Regions from separate parts of the Homo sapiens genome. Here all the other regions are linked to region 1. A link is a loop called in an ENCODE intact Hi-C map of the cell type or tissue named here. Cell type or tissue: HCT116. All regions are shown on one strand. Region 1 overlaps PCCA (propionyl-CoA carboxylase subunit alpha). Region 2 holds the start of PCCA (propionyl-CoA carboxylase subunit alpha). Region 3 overlaps PCCA (propionyl-CoA carboxylase subunit alpha). Region 4 overlaps PCCA (propionyl-CoA carboxylase subunit alpha). Region 5 holds the start of ZIC5 (Zic family zinc finger 5).

Region 1 (5,000 bases):
AAAAACTTAAGAAAAATGAAAAAAACAAAACAAAACCCTTATATTGTTTACGAACCTACATATCTAGTCACTAGAAGATTCCACTGACAGCTCTGATAATGTCACGTGCAAGTGAACGATTCTTAATGTCAAGGCCACGAGACTATCCTCTTACGACCCTAACTCTGGAGAAGGAAGATGTCCTCCCCTGAATTTTACACACATTACACACACACACACACACACACACGTAATTTTTCTTATGGCCTCTCCCAAATCCTTAACACGTGGGCATTAGACAGTCTTAAAGAGGGCTTTCTTCCAGGAGTATCAATGCTTTCACAGCAAACAACAATTCACAGCCACGTAGCCTCTTTTATGCCTTTCTGAAAAAGTGGACAGTTCTATTTCTGTATCACCAGGTAAAGCAGCTGTTAAGTCGGTTTTCTAACTTCGCATATTAGTTTCAGGGCTGGTCATTCAAACAACTAAAACTGATCATGTTTTCTTAATATTCACATTTATTGCAAATACTTTTCTAGAAGCCAATGCCAACTACCTGATTTTTTCCTCAATGTTAAGCAGATATTTTATCTGTACTATTGAGAAATCAGGAGGCACTAAAATGTAAGTCCCAGTGACCTGAGATACAAAACGGAATCACCACCTCATCCATGAGAGACAGTCATGTCCGGATGCTATTTTCCTGCACATGAATAAAAATGCAAGTATTTAAGTGTACCTGGAAATCTGGTTGCCTCCTAAATTGTTTTCTTTTCACTTTTGCTGCTCATCAGTAGAGATTTCTATCCATGTTCTAAGAAAATGTGTGCATCCTATCAATTCATCCATGTAAGTTATCTCGAGGAAATAATATAGCTTTGATTTGTGCTTTAATGTCACAAGATCAAGATGAAAAACTTCAAACTGTGATGCTACATTTTATTTACCAAGTAATGGAAGTGCTCTGGTACTGTACAGATTGCAGAATTAACCTTTCCTCAACTCTTCTTCCCAATTAGACATTTGTTCCAGGAATCATGCAAAAAGTTCCTCATCGGAGTATTATTCCCTGGCATGACTTCAATGGATGCTTTGAGCACAGCATACTAGAGAGTAAGCAGCACTTTTAAGGAAAGTACTTCCCAAAACACTGCATTTGCAAAATGATGGAATGCATCTGGCCTTCTTTCTGCTCCACTCCCAGATCATTTGGGAGGGGAAGCGCTGAGGGTCCTGGCACCAACGTAATGCAAACGTGAAACAGGTCGACAACACACGCAATCGATTTTGCTGTTTAGGGGGCGTCGGTTAAGTAAGAACTGCAAAGAGCCGAATCGTGCTGTGCCGTTAGCCGTCGCTTTGGAAGGGGAAGTTGGAGACCAGCATGTCCTGCAGAGAGACACACACAGCCCTTACCGCGTCTCCAGGCTTGACAGAGACGGCCACCACCACTCCGGGCATCGGGGAACGCAGAACACTGCTTGTGTCCTCAGTCACTTTTTCCAGCATAAATTTGTTCAATTCTGCGGCAAGTCTGGTTAAGATATTCACCTTGTACTTAAGGGAAAAACAAAACCAAACCATAAATGAGTTTAAATGAAATTTTCCTCAAAAGTAGCATTCATTCTAAATCAATTTTTAGCTTTTAAATTCAAATTACAGTAAGAGCCTTAAATTCAAATGGTTCTCAATTGCTGCACACATCAAAATATATTTGTTTCTGTCATATATTGAGCTATTTCAGAAAGTTCTTGAAATAAGGGCTATTCCAGTTATTAAAATTAATCATTGATAAGTATCATCCTGTATCTTTAAGAAAAACATCTCAAAACGTTATAAAGAAAACTGAGAATTTTACTTGTATTCCCTTCACCACCTACAAACTTATCCCTATCAAGGAAAATCCCATGAGCTGGGCAGACCCAGGGGATGGAGGAGGTGACATGTGGACAGGCGCCAGTAGATGGCAGCAGATGGCTGTTGCAGCTTCCCACAGCCCTCCAAGAGCGGCTGCACTACGTATCAGTAAGTTAAGACAATGGGGTTCAGTGTTCATTTTGGGCAAAATAGTATTTAAAATTCCATTTTTTCAGTGACAGAAAATGTTATATTCATGACTGAAAACGTTGGCTTTTCTTAAAGGCACTATGTAGTCTTTCTGATGTAACAAGATGGTTAGGAAAAGATGCAAGATAATGAGAAAGCCTTCTGCACTGAGAGACAATAACATCAAGATGTTATAAACACTGATGGAAAATACGCACAGACAAGTATATTCATGGCACCTTCTGTAGGTGGCTCTCAAACAATCGGGCATATTTAGGGCAGTTCAGTGAAGCAGAACATTTCAAAAAAGAGAATTCCTATCCTCTCCGTGAATAAATCTATGAGCCACAATTTGGTCTATCCAAACAGAAAAAAGATAAAATGGTTTGAGGAAGTGTCTCTTGGTGAAATTGGAACCACCACCCGAAGGTTCTGGATCCCTACCAGGTCTGATTTCTCTTGGGTAAGAAAGAAGCAGCAGTGAGACAGCTCCATTTCATTCAAAAAACCTGCTGTAACTCAAAGCCTCCTGTGGGCATCATGATGGCAGGGATGCAAAAACAAAATATAATTCCCCCTTTAATTCTGCATGGGGACGGCGGGAATCTCTAAGTGCCTCTTCACAGGGCCTACTGAAAAGGGTGGGGGCAGAGCTTTGATGGCCTAAGTTCCAAGTGGATTTGCGACACTGTGACAGGTTGAATAATAACATCTTTTGCATGTTTCTTTACTCCTGAGTGTGTGTTTTGCAATCAAGACATAGAAGCGTCTGCCAGTTTCTGAAGGATATGTTCCTTAAGTGAAATTACAGTGCAAATAAAAGCTTTTTGCTCCTATTAAAATTCATCTGAGTCATAAGTGGTGAGGGAAAAAGCGAGGAGAGTGCACGCTGCTGTCAGTCTAATAAACATTCTGGGCAGAGGGACTATTTATCAGTGAATTGTACCTCCAAGTCCTTCATTAAATCAATGGGGGAAGGTGTGGAGGGACAGAGAGGACTATAATTGGACCAAATTGCACAGTTTTCCTATCTGTGCTGTCTGCAATGGGGGAAAAAATCCAACATCACTAGAGGCATCAGAGTCAACAAAAAAGTTACTTTTCTAGTTGGTATCGCCCTGAGCTGCGCCTTCTGTGTGACTGACTTACGACGTGCCTTGTTCAGTTTTCAGTGTAGCACACAGATCTATTTTTTTCTTGTTTTGCAGAATTCGACTTCAAAATATGAAGCCTAAATTCAGGAAAAGTATCTTCATTCGCTGAGAATATGATTTACCACATTTCCCCACAGTGGATATACTCCAAAAACTAAGTTTAGTTATATCACAGATCAGCCTGCATATGAACGAAGCGCTAAGACTGTATTTAGCTTCATTTCTCCCCAGAAATTACAAGATTCTGACGAACACTGGATCCTTTTACTATTTTTATAATTTTCATCTTTCAGATTCCTTTCTCTGTAGGACTCCTGCTTTGCTTGGAAAGAGATGTAAAAGAATCACAAACTCAATGCCTTTAGATGCAGTCTTTGTTACTGATGAGATGTTCCTTTTCCTTTTGTATTTGTTTATTGTTCTTAAATCTGTTTGGGGGATAAGTGACTTATTGTAATAGCAAGTAAAAAATAACAACGGGGTAAACTCCTCCAGAGAGGCCTTGGTGCAAATAGTTGGTTTAGAAATGACCTTTCTGAATATAAAAAGAGAAGACAGAGAGAGATTCTCTTTTTAAGATTACCTTTGATGTTGTCCTGAGCCCGTGAGTGTACCACACAAACACGCCTTCTTAAAACAGCCTCTCAGCTGGCCTGTGCTGTGCTGCACGGGGCGCGTGCCGGGATGGGGCCCAAGCAGGGTGCAGCGTAGGGGCCCATCAGAATGAACTGCCTGGTGAGAACCGTAAAAGCTTTTTGATGCCCCAGAAAAGAAGTCATTTAAGAATGTACACCAGGGCCTTCCAAGCTTCTGATCAAAACTGCTATTTACTAGCATCTCTGGATTCTTTGGGGGCACAGAGAGCCAATGCTTTGTGAGACTTCAGGAATGTGCCCCTACCTGGACCGTGGGGTACAAGCTCGGTTTCACCGTGGGCATTTAACTATTCCTCAAGGGTTGTGCGAAACTCCCTTAGAGAGTTTTGATTTTAAGTTTTTGTGGTTGTTTTCAAGAAGATAAATCACAAAGTTGATGTTTGAGGGTAGGAATCCAAGACTCTGAAGGCTTGTGGACAGGACAGAGTAGTAGGATCCCAGAAGCAGCCAGGTTTTCCCGCTGCCTGGGTAGGATGAGGGAACATGCCAGCGTGGGTGACAGGCAGCTGCCTGTGGGTGGGGCTGGGCTGCCATGGAGCCGGAAGATGACTCGCTCCAGTGAGCTCGGGGCTGGTCAGTGCGTGGAACTTCACTCCGCTGGCTTAGGAAGGTGTTCTCCAGACCACACAGCCAAATGAAAAAAAATGTTCTTGAAAAACAGCTCACCACGTAAGTGAGAACAGAACAGTTGCTCTCTGGCTTGGCCTGGTGGGACTCCTCAACCCACACACGACAGTAATGGGAGGGAATGAGGTGTTATCTAAGGACTGAATGACGGAAAGGTGACCCGAACCCGGGTCTCTAAGCAAATTAATTTTATGGCCTCTACAGTGTGAAATCATGTCTAACAAGAAAATTTCTCCCAAAAGATTAAAAGAAAGAAAGAAAAGGAATCACAGCTGACATGAAAGGGTCAGGAGGAAGGCCACAAGAGCAGGACAATGACAAGAAACACCAGTGGGATTGTTTTTAAAACTGACACGCAGCTCTTCCGTGGACCTATTGAAAGCCTGGGGGCTGAGAGTGGTTGCTGCAGCAGGAGGCGGCGGCTAGTCACAGTCTGGGTGAGAGAGGGATGTTATCACTGGACCTCATTAAGAAAAGCATCCTGCAACTGGGCATGTATGCCTGCACCCCAGAAATCAGCACCCCAAAGACAGCA
Region 2 (5,000 bases), 430 kb after region 1:
CAACACATTAAAAGGAAAAAACCAGGTAAGAATCATCAAAGCGTATGTATTACACAGTAAGTGTATAACAAGTGTACAACAGTAAGTACAGTAACAGCCTTCCTCTCAGCCTCTCCAATCTAAAATGTCAGTGTCATCCCTCCCACCTCCAACATCAATGTCTTCCCACTGCTCTAAGACAAACACCAAACCTCATAATGTGATCTATAAGAGCCAGATGGTCTGACTCCTGCCAGCTTCCCCAACACCATCTACTCTCTGCATCAGAGCCTCTGTAGGCTTTTTTCAGTTCTTCTAACCTGTCATTCCCTCTGGCCACAGGACCTTTGCATACACTGCTCTCTCACCTATAACATTCATCTCTGTTTGTTAGAAAAGGTCACTTCATCCTTCAAAACTTGTCTCAATTTTCAGTTCCAAAGGAAAACACTCCCTTACCGTAGATAGCATAGTATGATTAAGAGCACAGGTTCTGGAGTTCTAAATCCTGTTTGCCACTTATTGGCACTATAGCTTCGAGCAAGTCACATTAACACTCAGTGCCTCACTTTCATCTTCTGTAAATGGGGGACATACGACTGTTGTGAGATTGAATAAATTAGTTCAAGCAAAGCAACAGAACAGTATCTAGAACACAGAATTCAAAATCTTGGCTTGGTCAAATCCCTCTATTTTATTTTCTTATAGCACCCGGGCATCTCCCCTAATACCATTTTACACTTGTTACAGTCTCCCTACTAGAGTAAAATTTCTAAGAAAGCAGAAACCATATTCATTCCCCAGAAGTGGAAGACAGGAGATATTCAGTAAATATTTGTTGAAAAAAATAGCTACAAGGACGAAGCTGACGCCCAAGGAAGAGACCTGTCCAATATACAAAGCCTCATGCGCCTGACCCCAAAGCCCACACTTTACACCATACTAACTTGCCTCCTATGTAAATGCATAAGTCTTACAGCTGCAATTGAAGTGGCCAACACAGATGAACAGAATGATAAAGATTAAAGAACACTAAACTGTATGGGAACACAGAAAACAGTGAAAGTCCGCACGCTGAATTGGACACAAAACAAACATAGGTGCCACTCACTTCCATGTCGATAAGCTCCAGCTCTCATACTGCCCACCTGGGGCTCGGTTCCCTCCTCTTTAAAGAGTAGGATGGGGCAGGTCGTCTCTAAAGTGTCTTCAACGTCTAAAATTAAATGACTATAAATCAAGTTATGTGGCAATGTTTTAATAATTATTTTTTAAAAGGAAGTTTAACAAGCACACTGAACCAGCTGACAGATGGTTTTCAGGGGACCTTCATTTTAAAGAATGTGTTCAAGTGCCTCAACAAACCTTATAAAGTAGGTTAGGTGGTCTGTGCCCCAGAATTAACGACAGACTCGACATTGACTGGAGACAGAGCTCAGAAGCACACACAAGCACTCCAACCTGTTTGTCAATCTGCCATCATGACAGCCTAGGTATACAGAACAGTCATGAAATGTGTTTAGAACAGTGCCAAAATCAGGCTCACCACTATACCGAAAAGGAAAGTAAGTTCACGGGATGCATTTGGTACACAGTAGACTGGGGTGTCATACAATTAAAACAGGCTTTCAAATGAAACGTAAAATCTATTGGCAGTCCTGACATGGTATAATACTTTAAAAGATAAGACAAACTCACAACCCTAACACTACTTAAGCAACAGTTCACAGTGTCCCTTCAAAAATGCTGGAAAGAGGCAACAGAACACGGAAACTATAAGGACACCTAAAAAGACACCCTGGAAAGCTTAAGACAAAGCCAATGCCGCGGGGCCCTGGAAGCAGACCTCGAGCAATATGCCTGCCCAAAGCCATCAGCCGCCTCGGAGGGCGTGCGGGCACCCAACTGCCTCTGCCCTAGGCCTCTCTGCTCCGCAGGATCCCCGCGAGGAACAGCTGCAACGAGGGATGCCTCCTGAGCCCGCTGCCACGCGAACTCCGGGAGGGAGGAAAGCAAGCGGTGTAGCTGATGCGGAACCGGGGCGCGGGGGCAGCCGGACCCAGCCAGCGCTCTCCCGGCGCCAGCCGCCCAGAGGCGGCACGGCTAGAAGCCCAGTGAAGCCCGGACCCGCGAGGCCCCGTTGCTCCTCACCTTCAGGGTCCGCAGCGCCGCGCTCAGCATCAGCTGCTGCGGCGGCCACCGCCCACGCCGTCCGGCAGCGACCAGCGGTGCTGTCCCGACCCAGAACCCCGCCATTGTTGTCCCCGCAGACCGCCCCTCTGCTGACCTCTCACACAGCCGGAGGGGGTGGAGAAGGGGAGCGCAGGAGCTCCGGCAAATCACGAGCCAGAAACCCGATGCCCCGCCCCCTAACTTGCGGAAAGGGGAGGGTGAGTGGTCGGCCAGATCCGCCGGATCCGGGATCCGGGAGTCGCGCTAGGACCTGGAGGGCTAGTCGGCGGGCTGCGCGTCCGGCCGCTAGCTGAGCTGGAGGCCACCGGCCAGAGCCGACCCCAGGAGTGAGAGAGACAGGGGCGTGCGTGAGTTCCGGCGGCCTGCACCGGGCAAACCCCGTACCTTCCCAGCATCGGCTCAGCAACCCACGTGCATCCAGGCCGGTCAATGTCATTGAGTCACCTCCGCGCCTTGGCCACCCTGGAGTCCCGAGAATCCGAAGTTCCAGACAAATGCCCAAACTACATTCCTGCATGTTCGAAAGCGTAAATTGCAAAGCACAAATCCAGGTAAGGTTTTTAACGACTGTAATAACACATAAAAAGTTCTAGGTCTGGAAATCAGAGATCCGAGCTCAAGTCCTACCTCTGGCACTTAATATGTGTGTGTGAAAGAAATTAGCCACAACTAGAGTCAGTCTTTGTTGCTCGCAAGCAGAAACCCTTGTTAGTACAACTACTGGCCAGGCGCAGTGGCTCACGCCTGTAATCCCAGCACTCTGGGAGGCCGAGGCGGGAGGATAACCTGAGGTCAGGAGTTGGAGACCAGCCTGGACAACATGCCGAAACCCCGTCTCTACTAAAAAATACAAAAATTAGCTGGGCGTGGTGGCGCACTCCTGTAATCCCAGTTACTCGGGAGGAGGCTGAGGCAGGAGAATTGCTTGAACCCTGGAGGTGGAGGTTGCAGTGAGCCGGATCATGCCACTACACTCCAGCCTGGGTGACAGAGCAAACTCCGTTTCGAAAAATAAAATAAAAATTAGTACAACTATTAAGGGCCGGGCCGTGTGCTAGAGCCTCAGATTCCCTCTTACTTGAGAGTTTACAAGAACCTTAATGGAGTATATATTATTTCCATTTGGAGAAACTGAAGCTGTAGCAGGGTAAAGTCACTCAGCGAGTAAAAGGTCAAACTAGGGTTTGAACCCAAATCTGGCTGCCTTGAGGGACTGGGCTCATGTTTTGCTATATTATGGAAATTTTAAAATATATACAAAAGAGATAAAATTGTACTATGATCACCCAGATACCCATTACACCGCGTCAATGAATCAACATTTTGTCAATCTTGTTTCATCTATTCCCCTTTTTATTTTGTGCAGGAATATTTTAAAGCAAATCTAAGACATCAGACCACCTCACCTATAAACACATCAGTATTGGGGGTTCTCCTCTTAACTACTTTGCATCTCCTGCAGAGTCACCTTGAGAGAGTTACAAAGCTAGGAATGGCCTAGAGTACACTACAGCATGGTAAATGCCCAAAGAGAGAGAAATAAAATGGGGATATCAGAAAGGTGACATTTAATGGAATTTTAGAATGTAAGTAGGGACTTTTGTGACAAAATGAAAAGGATTATCAATTTTACAGGACTTCTCACTTATGTACCTCAGTCTTCATTCATTTTCTACCTGGGAAACTTGCTTTTCTTTTTTCTTTTGTTTTTTGTCTTTTCCCCATGTTTTACCCTTTGGATTAGTTTTCCTTAGGCCCTGTTTGTTTTTCTTATAGGAGTTCTTTTTATGAAAGGCACTTGTAGCAGAAACTGCTTCTCATGCTATCCATTCTCCATGCATTACTTTAGTAAGAGTGCCCCTGAGATCTAGCTGGGTACATGGCCACCCAGCGAAAGGCTGCAATAGCTAGCCTCCCTTACAACGAGGTGTAGCGCCATGACTAAGGTCTGGAATGTAAGGACTGTGCCCTCCATGCCCTCTTCTTTCTTACCTAAACAAAGATCTACATTTCCCAACTCCCACTGCAGCAAGGGTGCTTACCAAGATTTGGTTACTAAGTTTTGGCCAATGGGACATAAGCACAAGTGACATAGACAACTTTTGGGTTATACCTTTAAAGGGAAAGGCTTGCTTTCCACTTGCCCTTCTCCTCTTTCCAGTTTGCCAGAATGTGGACACTACAGTGGAGGTAAAGTTGTCATCTCAGATGATAAGAAGGAAGTTAGGTGATCGGGGAGACAAAACAATATACCAGGAGCCTTTAGTGCCTGATTCTGTGGAGCCGCCACGTCAACCCTGGAGTGCTTTGTTCAGATTTTTATGCAAGCAAGAAAAATACTGTATCTTGTTTAAGTTATTGCATTGTGTTTTTTTGTTTTGCCTTTGTTACAGCAGCTACATGTGTGTCCTTACTGATAGAGGACTAATATTTATCTTTGCCTTTTCCATTTGAAGTTGTAGATTGTGGCCGGGAGCAGTGGCTCACGCCTATAATCCCAGCACTTTGGGAGGCCGAGGCGGACAGATCACGAGGTCAGCACTTCGAGACCAGCATGGCCAACATGGTGAAGCCCCATCTCTACTAAAAATACAAACATTAGCCAGGCATGGTGGTAGGCCCCTGTAATCCCAGCTACTCGGTAGGCTGAGGCAGGAGAATCACTTGAACCCGGGAGGCAGAGGTTTCAGTGAGCTGAGACTGCACCATTGCACTCCAGCCTGGGCGACAGACCAAGACTCCATCTCAAAAAAAAAAAAAAAAAAGTTATAGATTGTAAGGAAAATACCCCCAAGGAAGTTGAGGACACAGCAGACTTGGACTGTCTC
Region 3 (5,000 bases), 72 kb after region 1:
TTGAGACCATCCTGGCTAACATGGTGAAACTCCATCTCTACTAAAAATACAAAAATTAGCTGGGCATGGTGGCGGGCACCTGTAGTCCCAGCTACTCGGGAGGCTGAGGCAGGAGAATGGCGTGAACCCGGGAGGCAGAGCTTGCAGTGAGCCAAGATTGCATCACTGCACTCCAGCCTGGGTGACAGGGCGAGACTCCGTCTCAAAAAAAAAAAAAAAAAAAAAAAAAAAAAGGTTGTTCAAAACCAGCCTGGCCAACATGGTGAAATCCCGTCTCTTCTAAAAATATAAAAATTAGCCGGGCGTGGTGGTGGCACCTGTAATCCGAGCTACTCAAGAGGCTGAGGCAGGAGAATCACTTGAACCTGGGAGGTGGAGGTTGCAGTGAGCCAAGATTGCACCACCACTGCACTTCAGCCTGGGAGACAGAGCGAGACACCGTCTCAAAAAAAAAAAAAAAAATTGTGGGCTGATGAGACAGTTAACAAAAATTTCAGATTAAGGGATGGCACGATGGCATGGCAAGTTTAGGGAATGTTAAGCAGTTCAGCGTGGCCAGAAATAGGGTTGGATGAAGGTGGAAGTGGCAAGAAAGGAAACCAGGAAGGAATTATAAACCCAGGTCAGATCTTGTACAAAGAGAGCTCATACCTGACAAAGTTCTTACAGTTAAGAACTGGAGTGTGACATGCTCATGTTTTAGAAAGACGGTGGTCTGAGGTCATGCTGAAGATACATAGAATGGGGAAGGACGAGGCTAGGAGACCGAGTAAAACACCACTACAATCATTCAGTTAGGAGCCTGATGTGCTAAGCAGCCACAACAGAAGAACTAAGTCTGATTCAGACCTAGGACCTTAGGATGTGGAGAGCAAACAGACCTGAAAGACGATCTCAATTTTGCTCTACAGATGAGGAATCTAAGGCACAGGAATACAAAAAGTAATTTGGCTACCTGCAACTCTGCACAAAAAACTTTAATCTTGGTCCTGAGATTAAAAAAAAAAAAATCACAATAACCCACTGAACTGCTGCGTGGCAAGAAAGTCTGTGCATTCAGCTTCATACGACAAAAACTGCAAAAGCAGCTATACATGGCAGACAAAAATGAATGAATGTGGCTATGTTCTAGTTAACTGCTTATCATCAATAAGATCTGAATGTGACATCATACTTCTCATGGGTCATGAAACATTATTGATTTTTTTTTTTTTTGACAGTGTCTCATGCTGTCACCCAGGCTGGAGTGCAGTGGCATGGTCACAGCTCTCCACAGCAACTGCCTGGACTCCAGCGATTCTCCCACCTCAACCTCCCAAGCAGCTGGACCCACAGGCATGCACCATTGTACCCAGCCAATTTTTAAAAAAATTATTTGTAGAGACAAGGTCTCACTATGTTGCCCAGGCTGGATGAAACATTCTTCTTTAATTTTTTCCCCCAACTATTTAAAAATGTAATAACCACTCAAGTTGTGAGCCCCATAGAAACAGACGGTGCCTCCTGGTCTAAGCCACCAGTACCTCTCACCTGAGGTCTGCAATGGTCAAATCAATGATTTCTCTGTCTCTACCCCAAGGCCTGCAATGATTTAAAAAATCACATCACATCACTCTCCTACCCAAACCCTCCAAACGCTCCACAACATGAATAGAAAGAAACAACACAAAACAAAACAGTTCTTTGGCCCCTAGATGATCTGGTTCTGTCTTCCTCGTTCCACTCTCCCCAACTGGCCTTCACACAAAACAAGCTTGTCCCGTTTCAGAGCCTCTGCTTTGCCCCTTCTGCTACCTGGGACTTCCTTCCCCCAGACTTCTGCACGTTTGCCCCCTCCTCTTCGTAGGTCTCAGCTCAGTGTTAGCTATTCAGAGAGGACTTCCTAGCCATCCTTGCTAAAGCTGCCTTCTCTAGTGACTTTCTATCAATTTCATAGTCTTCATCCAACTTCTTAGTACTAAAATCACCTTATTTAGGTATTTACATGTTTAGTATCTACTTCCCCCTGCTGGAAGGTAAGTCTTGTTCCTTGTTCTATCTGCAGAGTCTAGAACACTGCCTAGGCCATACTGGGCGTTCCCTTCTATGTAGGAGACACTAAAACAATATTATCATTCCTTTGGCTGACACTACAAAGGTTAGATTCATTCCCAGGCAAATAGAAGTAATTTTGTATTATGTAAAATGGAAACAAATTTTCACATTAAAAACAAACTGTATCAATGAATGTGTGACCATAGGTATAAGTACCAATAAGCTGTCCTTAACATTGCATTCAATTTAAAGCAGGTCACAATTACATATATAATGACTGTCACCTTTTTTTCACCACTCTCCCACAGTTTGTAAAGGAAGGAAGGAAGGAAGGACAGGCCAGGCGTGGTGGCTCACGCCTGTAATCCCAACACTTTGGGAGGTCAAGGAAGGCGGATCACTTGAGCCCAGGAGTTTGAGGCCAGCCTGGCCAACATGGTGAAATCCTGCCTCTACTAAAAATACAAAAATTGGCCGGGCATGGTGGCACGCGCCTGTAATCCCAGCCACTCAGGAGGCTAAGGCAGGAGAATCGCTTAAACCTGGGAGGCGGAGGTTGCAGTGAGCTGAGATCATGCCATTGCACTACAGCCTGAGTGACAGAGCAAGACTCTGTCTCAAAAATAAAAAAAAAAAAAAAAGAAAAAAGGAAAAAGAAAAGATTGATGTAAAGAAAAACAGAAATAAAATTTCACTCAGAACTGGAATTTATTTCAATCTTCCCTAGCAGTAAGATATACTTTTCCTAGAGCCTAGGATTAAGATAATTCAGTTTTAGAATCCACAAAAAACAAAGTATTCAATGCCTATCATGAGTCTAATGCATGCCAAAACAAATATGAACTGACCACTTGATATGCTAATAGCAAAATTCTTCATAAAAATTAAGACTTGTATTTGATGAAACATATCCACGCTTATTAAAATATTTTCTGCAAATATTTCATCCCTTTTCCTATTTTAAATGGCACTCCAAAGCCAGATAAAAATGTTCTCCTTTTCTTATTTTGATAGTCTGCTCCAATGTTTACATAATATATTCCTTTTTATTTCTTTAAAAAATACTTTAGAAGATTTTGTTAACAAAATGACTTCAACATTTGTTAGAATCAAATTCATACAAAATTAGCAAAGTTATTCACACAAAGGCAAAAACATTTGCAAAACAATAAATCAAATGTTCCAAAAATACCTTCCTAGGATAATAAAACCAGAGGTAATTTCACCTTTAAAAATAATGTCACTGAACAGTAAGAGGAAGAAATAGTAATAGTTTTCTTTTTCCCCTCACTGATTTCCAACTTGGTAATATGTTTTAAAGGCCATTACTGTGGGATTTGTCTTATCGGTCTGCAGTGCAGCTGTTTGTATTATTTTCCACATTTACTACAATCAGTGTTTATACTACTCAAAATTCTCTTCCTCAGGCAGCAACGAAAATATAATTTTCTAGTTAACAGAAGAGGAGAAAAGCTTGTATGTGTGGGGGTGTGGGAAGGGGAAGTTCAGAAAGACATTTTCCCATTCGGTTAAATTTTAAAAGCAACTCCAAATTATAAAACCCAGAAAACTGCTAAGCTTCTAGGACTACATTACAAAAGCAGGTAGCCTTGCATCAAAATTAATACTTTATACCATAGCTGTAAATACATCCCAGCTGTTAAACTGCCTTGAAATATTTTAAAGCAGAGTCAACAGAGTTATTTCTGTTCTACTGGTGAGCTTGTTTCTAAGATGTGTAGCTGTATTGATATGTCAGGAATGTAAAAAGGATATGGTTAATAATTACTCTTTCATTTCCTACTTCATTCGAAAAATACCAACCTCTACTTATTCTAAGTTATATATTTATATATCCTATATATCCTGAGAGTGTCATGTCACATGCAATGATTCTAGAGAAATCACATGTGTAAAGTACAAAATAATAATGACTTCAAACAGATGGGGGTGGGGGGAACATTTTTAAAACCTGTAAAACACTTTAGGACTGAAAACATAAGACAATTACTTCCCAATTCATTTGTGTACCAGCAAAGTACAGGCAAAAATGTATGCCGCTTTATTTTTCTAATTAAAATATTAATTTTACTATCTATAAACAGTTATTAGGATTAAAACTAAAGTTTATTCTTGGAGGGTGTGGGAGCTATTTTAATCTAAAAAAAACTGAAAAGAAAATAACATTTTTAACTTCCTCTCAAGTAGATATGAAAATCAACAATTTATTTTCTTCAAAACTGAAATTTAAGGTTACAATTTTAAAATTGATTCAAATTCTGTGTGGACAACCATTTGTATATATACTACAGATAGTTTCACAATCTGCAAACAGAATAACATCTCGTCCATCATATTCATGTGCTTGTGTAATATTTTATATTACATAGGCCCACTGGGCATTTTAAGTTATCACGTTTTATATATATATATATATATATATATATATATATATATATATATATATATATATAATTTAATACTCTAGTCATTTCACAACTAATCCATTTAATCTGGTATTCTTCAGTAAATAACATGAGATTCATGTGACACTATTCCAAATTTGTCTGCTTTAACATAGAAAATTAGTTCCACTTAGCTGAATATCAAAGACCTATTCAATATAGAATGCAGTGGTGCTACAATCAGCTCTGCACTGTTATTTATAATAAATTTATCTTCTTTTGAAAATATTTGAGCAAGAATATGAGAAATAGAAAGAAAAAAGTCTTCAAAGGTACAGCATGAATAGCTTCACATCACACAAATGCAGAAATTGTTAGACCTTAGCAGGATCTCAAGATATTTTCAAAAGTATTTAGCTACTCCTCAGGCCTGAAGGCAACCTGCTGTGAGCAGGTGGATAGAAGAAATCACGCCATACAAAGAAACAGGCCAACAGCAGTTAGTCGGCTCTGCTTGCAAATGTTCAAACAACGTGACTATGCACGATGAAAATCTAGTAT
Region 4 (5,000 bases), 170 kb after region 1:
TGTTTTCTCCCATCTTGTTGCTTTTAGGGGATTTATTTGCTCAAATGAACGTAGCTATTTCCAAACACAAAGAGTGTATACATACGTTTGTAAATATATACTTAAAGTGCTATTTTTTTTTATTGTATAGTTAGGTATCACGTCACCTTCATTGTCACAGTGAAGTGGCTTATCTGAGAGTATGAAACGAGTTATGATAAGTTGTTTTATTTTCATTGACGTATAAATGTGTTATAATTTCACATGCTCTTTTAATTCAGAAGACATCTTAGTAAAAGAGCCAGTATGTACCCGTTCAACAATACCGGCTTTTCCTTGGGAATTATTTTCACACGGTTACTTTTTTCTATGTTTCTCACCCCACTCATCTTTCAGTGGTTAAGATCATATTTCAAAAACCTTAAACTTTTATCATCTAATTGAAAATTTAATAACAGGTGAATAAATTCTATATCTGAAACCAGGAAAGGCAAAGAAAAATAAACAGATAATTGTCTCTGCTAGGCAGAAATCACTAAAAAATCGATTCTCCATTTTATCAGGAAGCCAGATGAGGAAAGATAATACAATACAAATGCAGACACAATGACTGCACATACAAAGAACCCAAGAGGAAGTAATTTCCCGTTATGCTACTGTGGCTGAAAGAGTTAAACTGACACCAGGCTGTGTAGCCAGCCGTGATACTTGATATGTTCTCCTAAGCCTGAGCACAAAGTACACTGATTCCATGCAGCCAAAGTCATCCTCCACCAAAGGGAGTGCTTTATTTTAACCTTTCAGGCTGAAGTATTTCCATTAATATTATAGGCCATAGTGAAGTTGTTTCTTTTTCTGAGTCTTTAACCCCTGCTCAAATACCAAGAGGGAAATTATGAGGATAAAGTAGAAACCAGAAAGTGGCCGGGCGTGGTGGCTCATGCCTGTAATCCCAGCACTTTGGGAGGCCAAAGCAGGTGGATGACCTGAGGTTGGGATTTTGAGACCAGCCTGGCCAGCAGGGCAAAACCCAGTCTCTACGAAAAATACAAAAATTAGGCCAGGCACGGTGGCTCACGCCTGTAATCCCAGCACTTTGGGAGGCCGAGGTGGGTGGATTATCTGAGGTCAGGAGTTCGAGACCAGCCTGACCAACATGGAGAAACCCAGTCTCTGCTAAAACTACAAAAAAAATTAGCCAGGCATGGTGGTGCACGCCTGTAATCCCAGCTACTTGGGAGGCTGAGGCAGGAGAACTGCTTGAACCTGGGAGGTGGAGGTTGCGGTGAGCTGAGATTGCGCCATCGCACTCCAGCCTGGGCAACAAGAGCAAAACTCCGTCTCAAAACAAACAAACAAACAAAAAATACAAAAATTAGCCGGGCCTGGCGGTGCATGCCTGTAATCCCAGCTACTTGGGAGGCTGAGGCAGGAGAACTGCTTGAGCCCAGCGGGCAGAGGCTGTAGTGAGCCAAGATCACACCACTGTACTCCAGCCCGGATGAGAGAGCAAGACTGAGGAAAGAAAGAAAGAAAAGAAAGAAAAGAAAGAAAAGAAAAGAAAAGAAAAGAAAGGAAGGAAGGAAGGAAGGAAAGAAAGAAAAGAAAGAAAGGAAAGGGAGGAAGGGAGGAAGAGAGAAAGAGAAAAAGAGAGAGAAAAGAAAGAAAGGAAGGAAGGAAGGAAGGAAGGAAGGAAGAAAGAAAGAAAGAAAGAAAGAAAGAAAGAAAGAAAGAAAGAAAGAAAGAAAGAAAGAAAGGAAAAAAAACGGAAAGTAAAAGCTGATTCTCAAGAAAGCTGAATCCAGATCCAAGAAAAAACAGACATTTTGAGCAAAAATAAAGATTACTAAAAATGATTAAAATGTTACCTTTACTATTTTTTCTTCCAATCATTACCAGTTAGTGAAACAAATTATTATATCAAACTACAATGTCAACAAAATCATTTTAGCTTTTAAAAAAAGTGGTTGTTTAATATAACTAGCTTTTAATGATTCATTTCTGTCAATATAAGTGTTTAAGAATAATTATTAAAAAGAAGCCTTCATGGTAAGTCAGAAAAAGATTGAGCTCATCAAATTCATTTTATAGTCATCCCCCAAAAAATGGCTATTGTTTCTGACATTAACTTTTCTTTTTTTCTAAAATGAACCACTATTGTTTTACTATCCAAATACTAGGGGTATGTATTATTAATGTGTTTTTCCAAGTCATAAATGATGAAAGAGTGAAGCCCATAGAGAAATTGGGAAAATAAGATCAGCAGCCAAAACAAGCAACACAAAGGAAGGGCTGTGGGCTACTGGTTTGGAAGGAAAAACATTTCACGGACACACCCATGACAAAGCAATACAGAGCCACACCTGGAGGGTGACTCTTAGAATCCATTCCCAAGCCGATTGTGAAAACATGACTCTAAAGCCAAAATGTGAAGGTTCAAACACCGTACATCAGCTTTCATGATGTAGGTGTCAAGGACCTCCTCAGTAAGCAAGCCAGAAACATAGCTTCACTTAGCTACACAAGATTATGCTTCCTGAAGAAGAACACTATATTTACTAAATGTTACAGCTCTACACTGTTATAGGGTGTAGCAATTTTACAATAAACTGATAATACTAAATAAGTGATAGTACCTTTTTTTCAACAGAAAATAAACTCACCAAAAATGAACAATTGCTTGTTGTATAGAAAATAAATGTGCAATTATCTGGATAAGTGAACTTGCAGTCTACATATTTCATAAATACATATTTTGTTTCTAACTTCTAAAAGATAATGAGTTAAAAAATAAGATACTTAAATTTTTTAATGTAGCAATTATCACATTTACAATTTTAGCTAGAAATTAGCAAAGACTATAAAGATTGCTTCTTAACCTCCACTTTATAAAGCAATTGCCCTAAATATTTCAACAATCTCTAAGGAATGTTGTGTTTAAACTATCTAAAACACTACAAATCACAATATAACATACTCTGTGTTTCCCAAAAGCATTCATTGGAATATTAATTTTTCAAAGAGCTTTTAGGAAAAAGGTTTTCACAAGAAAAAAAGAGTGTAGGTAAGAGTCCAACTATATCCTGCTCTTAAGAGTTTCAGAATGCATTTTAGTATATAGGAATACCTTGGAGATACTGTGAGATCAGTTCCAGACCACTGCAATGAAGCAAGTATTTCAATAAAGCAAGTCACATGAATTTGTTACTTTTCCAATGTGTATAAAAGTTACGTTTACACTGTGTTGTAGTCTATTAAGTGTGCGATAGCTCTTAAAAACAATGTACAAACCTTAATTAAAAAGTAGTTTAGGCTGGCGTGGTGGCTAACACCTGTAAACCCAGCACTTTGGATGGCCGAGGCAGGCGGATCACAAGGTCAGGAGATCGTGACCATCCTGGCTAACACGGTGAAACCCCGTCTCTACTAAAAAATACAAAAAAATTAGTGGGGTGTGGTGGCATGTGCCTGTAGTCCCAGCTACTTGGGAGGCTGAGGCAGGAGAACTGCTTGAACACAGGAGGCGGAGGTTGCAGTGAACCAAGATCACACCACTGCCCTCCAGCCTGGGCGACAGAGCGAGACTCCATCTCCAAAAAAAAAAACTTTATTACTAAAAAAATGCTAACCCTCATCTGAGCCTTTAGTGAGTCATAATCTTTTTGCTGATAGAGGGTAGCTGCTGACTGATCAGGCTGATGGATGCTGAAGGCTGGGGAGGCTGCGGCAGTTTCTTAAAATAAGACAACAATAAAGTTTGCTAAACCAATTGATTCTTCCTCTCATGAAAGGTTTCCCTGTAGCATGTGATGCTGTTTGATACCATTTTTCCCACAGTAGAACTTCTTTCAAAATTAGAGTCAATCCTCTCAAAACTTGCCGCTGCTTTATCAACTAAGTTAATGTAATATTCTAAAATCCTTTTCAACAATGTTCACAGCATCTTCACCAGAAGCAGAGTCCATCTTAAAAACTTTGCTTTTTAAGCAAAATTTCTTTGCTCATCCATAAGAAGCAACTCTCATCCATTCAAGTTCTATCACGAGATTGCAGCAACTGAGTCACATCTTCAGGTTCCACTTCTAGTTTTCTTGCTATTTCCACCCCAACTGTAGCTATTTCCTTCAATGACATCTTGAACACCTCAAAGCCAGTTCTTCCAAACTCCTGTTAATGTTGATCTTTTATTTTGCCCATTGAAGCACAAATGTTCTTAAGGGGATCTAGAATGGTGAATCCTTCCCAGAAAGTTTTCAATTTGCTTTGTCCAGATCCATCATAGGAATCACTATTTATGGCAGCTATCGCCTTGTGAAATGTATTTCTTAAATAATAAGACTTGAAAATCAAAATGACTCCCTGATCCATGAGCTACAGAATGAACGTTGTGTTAGCAGGCGTGAAAACAACATTAATCTCCTTGTGCTTCTCCATCAGAGCTCTTGGGTGACCAGGTGCACTGTCAATGAGCAGCAATCATTTGAAAAAAAAATTTTTTTTTTTTTGAGAAGTAGGTCTCAACAGTGGAGTCAAAATAATCAGTAAATGATGCTGTAAATGTACATTTTGTCATCCAGGCTTTGTTGTTCCATTTCTAGAGCACAGGGAGAATAGATTTAGTATAATTCTTAAAGACCCTAGGGTTTATGAAATGGTAAATGAGCACTGGCTTCTACTTCAAGTCATCAGTTGCATTAGCCCCTACCAAGAGAGTCAGCTGGTTCTTTGAAGCTCTGAAGCCAGGTATTGACTTTTCCCCTCTAGCTATGAAAGTATGAGATGGCATCTTCTTTCAATAGAAGGCTGTCTTATCTACATTGAAAATCTGCTGTTCAGTGTAGCCACCTTCATCGATGATGCTAGTGAGATCTTCTGGATAACTTGCTGCAAGCTTCTACATCAGCACTTGCAGCTTCCCCTCCACTTTTATGTTATGGAGACAGCTTCTTTCCTTAAATCTCATGAACTAAGCTCTGATAGCTTTAAGCTTTTCTTCCGCAGCTTCCTCACCTCTCTCACCC
Region 5 (5,000 bases), 540 kb after region 1:
AAGGACACTTTTGGGGCAGTAAAATCCTTAATTTGGGGGGAGGGTCCCACATTTCTCCGCCCACCAAAAAGTGATGCAGGGAATTTCTATTTTTAAAAAATCGATTTGATACCAAACCTCTGGAAAGGGATGGGATTCGCTTTTTTAAAAGCCAGTTTTTATGGTTTTCAAATAAGACATCTTAGAGGTAGACTGGTTTATGAGAAAACGATAAAAAGGTGAAAGATTATTCTATCAGTAAATAAAAAGCAAAGATATTTCTTGATTTCAAAATAATATTTTATTGGATCAGTTCTAATTGTGGATCAGTCAAAGAAACTGAGGCATACATGTGGACTGTGGACTGGGATCTGGACCGGAAGGAGAAATTCTACTTAAAGGACGGTGCTTATTTAGCGGCTTCTCTCTGCAGAGATGCCGTTTGGCCTGCCCCGCCACTGTATCTCCGAAAGGCAAAAGTTAGAATCGCTGCCCGATCTCCTCTCCCCCGCCCCTACTGTAGATCTAATTGGAAGTGGCAGATCTAGAACCGATGAGTAGTGAGATTACACTTCCATCCAACTCCTTTGAACCATGTTGAAAAGGACTCTCCATGAGATAAAAAGTCGAGGTAAAACGGTTCCTTTGGGGGAAAGACTTATTTTGACTTCACCTGGTGTTTCGCGGAGCCAAATCACTCAAGTTGTCTTGCAACCAATAGACTTTATCTTCTTCACTCCGTCTACTGTCTATGCGCCCTAGGTGAGCGCTAGGCAGGTTGGGTGTCCAAACAAGAAGTTTCTAGCATCACCACTACAGGTAGGACGGGCTATTCACCCTTCTCTCCCAAACAGCAGCCCAGGGCTCTTCCACCCCACAAGAGAGGTGGAGGTAGAGGCAGAAAGTACTTGGGTGCCAGAAGGCACACAGAGAAGTGAGGCCAAGGTTTTTGAAACTGGGACTGCCCCTCGGGGGTCCTCAGCCCCTCACCACCCCGCGCCCTCTGCCCGCGTGCCGGCGCGCGCTCCGCGAGGTGCGTCAAGGAAGAGCGGGGCGCTGCGCGCGCAGGCCAGGCTCAAACTTTCTGCAAGTGCAACTTGGGCATCCCCGGGGAGGCGGGGACGTGTGGCTCCAGCGGAGGAGGGGGCGCGAAGCGAAAGCGCAGGCGGCCGCAAGCACGGGGGCGAATCCCCGCTGGGTCGAGGGCCTGAACGGGAGCCAATCGAGCAGCCGAGGCTACTGCCAATCACGCGGCTCCCTCCAATCCCACCCGTGCCATTTCCAAAATCTCGGTCCCACTGTGCAGCTCAAATGTGGTGTTCACTCTGCCAATCGCTGGAGGATAGAGTGGGAACAGGAATAAGCAGAGTTAAGAGGCCAGGACAAAAGAAGTTAAAGAGCGCCCAATACATACATGTTTTTGAAGGCGGGCAGAGGGAATAAAGTCCCCCCAGTGAGGGTCTATGGGCCTGATTGTGTAGTTCTGATGGAGCCCCCTTTGAGCAAGAGGAACCCGCCAGCGCTGAGATTAGCGGATTTGGCAACGGCTCAGGTCCAGCCGCTTCAGAATATGACAGGCTTCCCGGCGCTGGCCGGCCCGCCCGCCCACTCCCAACTCCGGGCCGCCGTCGCGCACCTCCGCCTGCGGGACCTGGGCGCTGACCCCGGCGTGGCCACCACTCCGCTCGGACCCGAGCACATGGCCCAGGCGAGCACGCTGGGCCTCAGCCCTCCCTCCCAGGCGTTCCCGGCACACCCGGAGGCTCCGGCAGCCGCCGCCCGTGCTGCAGCCTTGGTCGCGCACCCCGGCGCGGGCAGCTACCCCTGCGGCGGGGGCAGCAGTGGCGCGCAGCCCTCCGCGCCCCCGCCCCCAGCCCCTCCTCTTCCTCCCACCCCTTCACCCCCTCCCCCTCCCCCGCCTCCTCCTCCTCCTGCCCTCTCGGGCTACACCACCACCAACAGTGGCGGCGGCGGCAGCAGCGGCAAAGGCCACAGCAGGGACTTCGTCCTCCGGAGGGACCTTTCCGCCACGGCCCCCGCGGCGGCCATGCACGGGGCCCCGCTCGGAGGGGAGCAGCGGTCCGGCACCGGCTCCCCCCAGCACCCGGCCCCGCCTCCCCACTCGGCCGGCATGTTCATCTCCGCCAGCGGCACCTACGCGGGCCCGGACGGCAGCGGCGGCCCGGCGCTCTTCCCCGCGCTGCACGACACGCCGGGGGCCCCAGGCGGCCACCCGCACCCGCTCAACGGCCAGATGCGCCTGGGGCTGGCGGCGGCAGCGGCAGCCGCGGCGGCTGAGCTGTACGGCCGCGCCGAACCGCCCTTCGCGCCGCGCTCTGGGGACGCGCACTACGGGGCGGTTGCGGCCGCAGCGGCGGCCGCCCTGCACGGCTACGGAGCCGTGAACTTAAACCTGAACCTGGCGGCTGCGGCGGCCGCAGCAGCGGCCGGGCCCGGGCCCCACCTGCAGCACCACGCGCCGCCCCCGGCGCCGCCGCCGCCGCCGGCGCCCGCGCAGCACCCGCACCAGCACCACCCCCACCTCCCAGGGGCGGCTGGGGCCTTCCTGCGCTACATGCGGCAGCCAATCAAGCAGGAGCTCATCTGCAAGTGGATCGACCCCGACGAGCTGGCCGGGCTGCCGCCGCCGCCGCCGCCGCCGCCGCCGCCGCCGCCACCGCCCCCGGCCGGCGGCGCCAAGCCCTGCTCCAAAACTTTCGGCACCATGCACGAGCTGGTGAATCACGTCACGGTGGAGCACGTGGGAGGCCCCGAGCAGAGCAGCCACGTCTGCTTCTGGGAGGACTGTCCGCGCGAGGGCAAGCCCTTCAAGGCCAAATACAAGCTCATCAACCACATCCGCGTGCACACCGGCGAGAAGCCCTTTCCCTGCCCTTTCCCCGGCTGCGGCAAGGTCTTCGCGCGCTCCGAGAACCTCAAGATCCACAAGCGTACTCATACAGGTGGGTGTCTGTCCCCGGCCGCGCCGCCGCCGCCGCCACCAGCTCCTGCGCCGCCGCCGCTTCCGCCGCTGCTTCTCCTCCTCCTCCTGCTCGCCTTAATTTTTTTCTCCTTCTGCTGCTTCTCTTCGCATACGTATAACCCGGACATGTGACTTCTTTTTTTTTCTCTCCCCCCCTTTTTTTTTTCTATGAATAAGTAATTCGATAGCACACACAGGCCCCGCGTTGGGTTCCCACACGGCGGAGTCTCCAGCGCGCCCGCAGCCCCTCGGCCGGGACCCGCAACGCGCGCCAGCCGCCGCCGCCGCCACCTCGGAGCAGACGCAGCAGCAGCTGGAGCAGGAAGGCGCCCAGGACGGTCGGCAGTCCCCACCCGCCCGGCCCTGGGAAGTCTGGGAGGGCGATGGAAAGAGAGGCCGGGCCGCCCCGGCAAGCGCCTCTCTTCCCACCGGGTCGTAGGCCCCGCGCAGTCTCCGCGCTCCGAGGACCGGGCGTGGGATTTGCTGCCGGATTTGGGCCGCCCGAGGCAGGCCTTCCGGGAGGGGAAGGGACCCCTCCGGGAAGACAGGAATGCGCTTTCGGAACCCCGGAGACCACTCGCACTCGCCCACCGTGACACACTCTTCACGCACACCTTCTTCTGCGTGCGTCTCCCACAACTTTACACACTCATATCCTCCTGCGCGTGCACCCCATTCCCGCGACACCTGTGTGTCCTCACACTCACATCATTTACACGCCCCACGCGCCCTCTCACACGCAGTATCACACTCGCCCTGGAGGGTGCTGGAGTTGACATCTGCCTTTCTAGAGAAGGTTCTAGTTGTAGGAGGACCCGAGCCTCCCACCATCGGTGAGGCCTACCCTGTCGTGGAATTGGTGGGGAGCCACCGGCGTCGTGGGGACCCTCCCACCCCACCTCAAGCCCTGCCTCTGGGGATCCCACAGCGCTGAGGAGGGCGGCTGCGGCGCGAGGCGGTGGATGGCTCCTGTGGGTCGTGTGCCCCCTTTGAGCGGACCAGCGCGTCGGGCGGAAGCGCTGATGAGCGCGAACGCAGTCGGGATTTATAGGGACAGATACGATTACCCCTCGGAGGACACTTAAGTAACTGGAGTTTACGTTCAGTAATCACTTGGCAGATTTATCGGCGCTGCTGCGGCCAGGAGGTAGCCGCCGGGTCCCACGCTCGGGCCGGGGGCGCTCGGGGCTCTGCGGGGGCAGCAGCGTCGGGGTGGCCCGAGGCGGGAGCCTTGGCTTGGCTCCTGCGGGCCGCCTGATGGCCGGTGGGGAGCACGTTTTCCCAGGAGCCCCTTTTCTCTCTAATCGGGATCAGTCCGCCTTAATGATTTTTCCAGGAAGAAACTTCCCAGGAGGCTCTCGTAAAAACGCCCTGGCCCGCTAAGCCGGCTGCTCGCTCCTGTGCCCAGCACTTCTCGGCAGGGCAGGATCCAGGGACCGTGAAGCCGCTCCCCAGCCCGGCCCCGAAAGGGAACTCCCAAGCGCGGGGCCGCGCGCGGCCTAGGGCCCTTCCCGCCTGCCCAGGCCTCGCGAGGGGAGCGGCCTTCCCTAGGCGGCTGCCGGGAGCTGCGGGCGCAGAAGCCGATCCGGGCCCCCGGCGGGACAGGCCACGCCCTGCGCACTGTCCCCGGTGGCTTCCCGGGGCACGCGCGCGTGCGTGGGGTCGGGGGGGGCGCGGGGGACCCCAGGCGGCGAGGGGACCCGCGGTCATTTGGGTTTTTGGCTCTGCGTCTCGCGGACGGTTGCATTTCCTGCCCCCTCCCGGCGGCCGCGTGGGCCCCACCCGGTGGAGCGTGGGGGTCCCTGCGGGAGGGACGCAGGCGCCTCGGGTTCAGACTCCAACCCGCGCTTGGTGTTTCTGGCGGTCCCTGGGCCGCTCAGCTATTGGACATTGTGTTCTGAGAGGGCCCATCCGGACTTCTTTCCCTCCCTGCCACGCCGCTCTCCCTTTTGGGGGTTATCCGGGATCCCGGAACGGATTGATCAAAGGGACTAATCCCCGGGCCACTTCCGAAGGCCCCTTTCCTGACCCACGTGCC

Evidence for each region. Hi-C counts contacts between places; a loop is a spot of excess contacts. Peaks named below come from ENCODE experiments on the same cell type or tissue, not always from the same donor. Only the 100,000 strongest peaks of a DNase experiment are listed, where the experiment ranks them.
Region 2: a loop joins it to region 1, with 7 times the contacts of the local background. A loop is called at or near these places in 5 of 110 quality-filtered maps.
Region 3: it touches region 1 in a loop (5-fold over the local background); 8 of 110 quality-filtered maps call a loop at or near these places.
Region 4: it touches region 1 in a loop (2.2-fold over the local background); 3 of 110 quality-filtered maps call a loop at or near these places.
Region 5: a loop joins it to region 1, with 4 times the contacts of the local background. A loop is called at or near these places in 2 of 110 quality-filtered maps.

Annotation. Positions count from the first base shown.
Region 1 is chr13:100,511,966-100,516,965 of GRCh38, reverse strand. PCCA (propionyl-CoA carboxylase subunit alpha) reads right to left here. Exons shown (of 24, transcript NM_000282.4): 22 at 1,399-1,539. Among named protein-coding and RNA genes, the nearest start is that of PCCA-AS1, 33 kb to the right of the region's middle. In HCT116, a CTCF peak has its summit at 1,936 (motif pointing right); DNase peaks (open chromatin) are centred at 1,955 and 4,365; H3K4me3 peaks cover 581 bases; H3K27ac peaks cover 300 bases.
Region 2 is chr13:100,086,356-100,091,355 of GRCh38, reverse strand. PCCA (propionyl-CoA carboxylase subunit alpha) reads right to left here and starts at 2,263. Exons shown (of 24, transcript NM_000282.4): 1 at 2,131-2,263. The coding sequence starts at 2,235. PCCA-DT (PCCA divergent transcript) reads left to right here and starts at 2,413. Exons shown (of 2, transcript NR_132422.1): 1 at 2,413-2,723; 2 at 4,629-5,000. RefSeq lists a silencer at 1,934-2,113 and enhancers at 2,394-2,653, 2,684-2,733. In HCT116, no CTCF peak of the experiment used is centred here; a DNase peak (open chromatin) is centred at 2,345; H3K4me3 peaks cover 2,700 bases; H3K27ac peaks cover 1,536 bases.
Region 3 is chr13:100,439,665-100,444,664 of GRCh38, reverse strand. The region is part of intron 20 of PCCA (propionyl-CoA carboxylase subunit alpha); the gene reads right to left. Among named protein-coding and RNA genes, the nearest start is that of PCCA-AS1, 39 kb to the left of the region's middle. In HCT116, a CTCF peak has its summit at 1,988 (motif pointing left); a DNase peak (open chromatin) is centred at 1,202; H3K27ac peaks cover 715 bases.
Region 4 is chr13:100,345,464-100,350,463 of GRCh38, reverse strand. All of the region lies in intron 18 of PCCA (propionyl-CoA carboxylase subunit alpha), which reads right to left. The region is part of intron 3 of LOC105370335 (a long non-coding RNA gene); the gene reads left to right. Among named protein-coding and RNA genes, the nearest start is that of PCCA-AS1, 130 kb to the left of the region's middle. In HCT116, no CTCF peak of the experiment used is centred here; a DNase peak (open chromatin) is centred at 2,323; H3K27ac peaks cover 1,756 bases.
Region 5 is chr13:99,968,069-99,973,068 of GRCh38, reverse strand. It overlaps ZIC5 (Zic family zinc finger 5), which reads left to right and starts at 1,302. Exons shown (of 2, transcript NM_033132.5): 1 at 1,302-2,942. The coding sequence starts at 1,466. In HCT116, no CTCF peak of the experiment used is centred here; a DNase peak (open chromatin) is centred at 2,618; H3K4me3 peaks cover 3,852 bases; H3K27ac peaks cover 3,931 bases.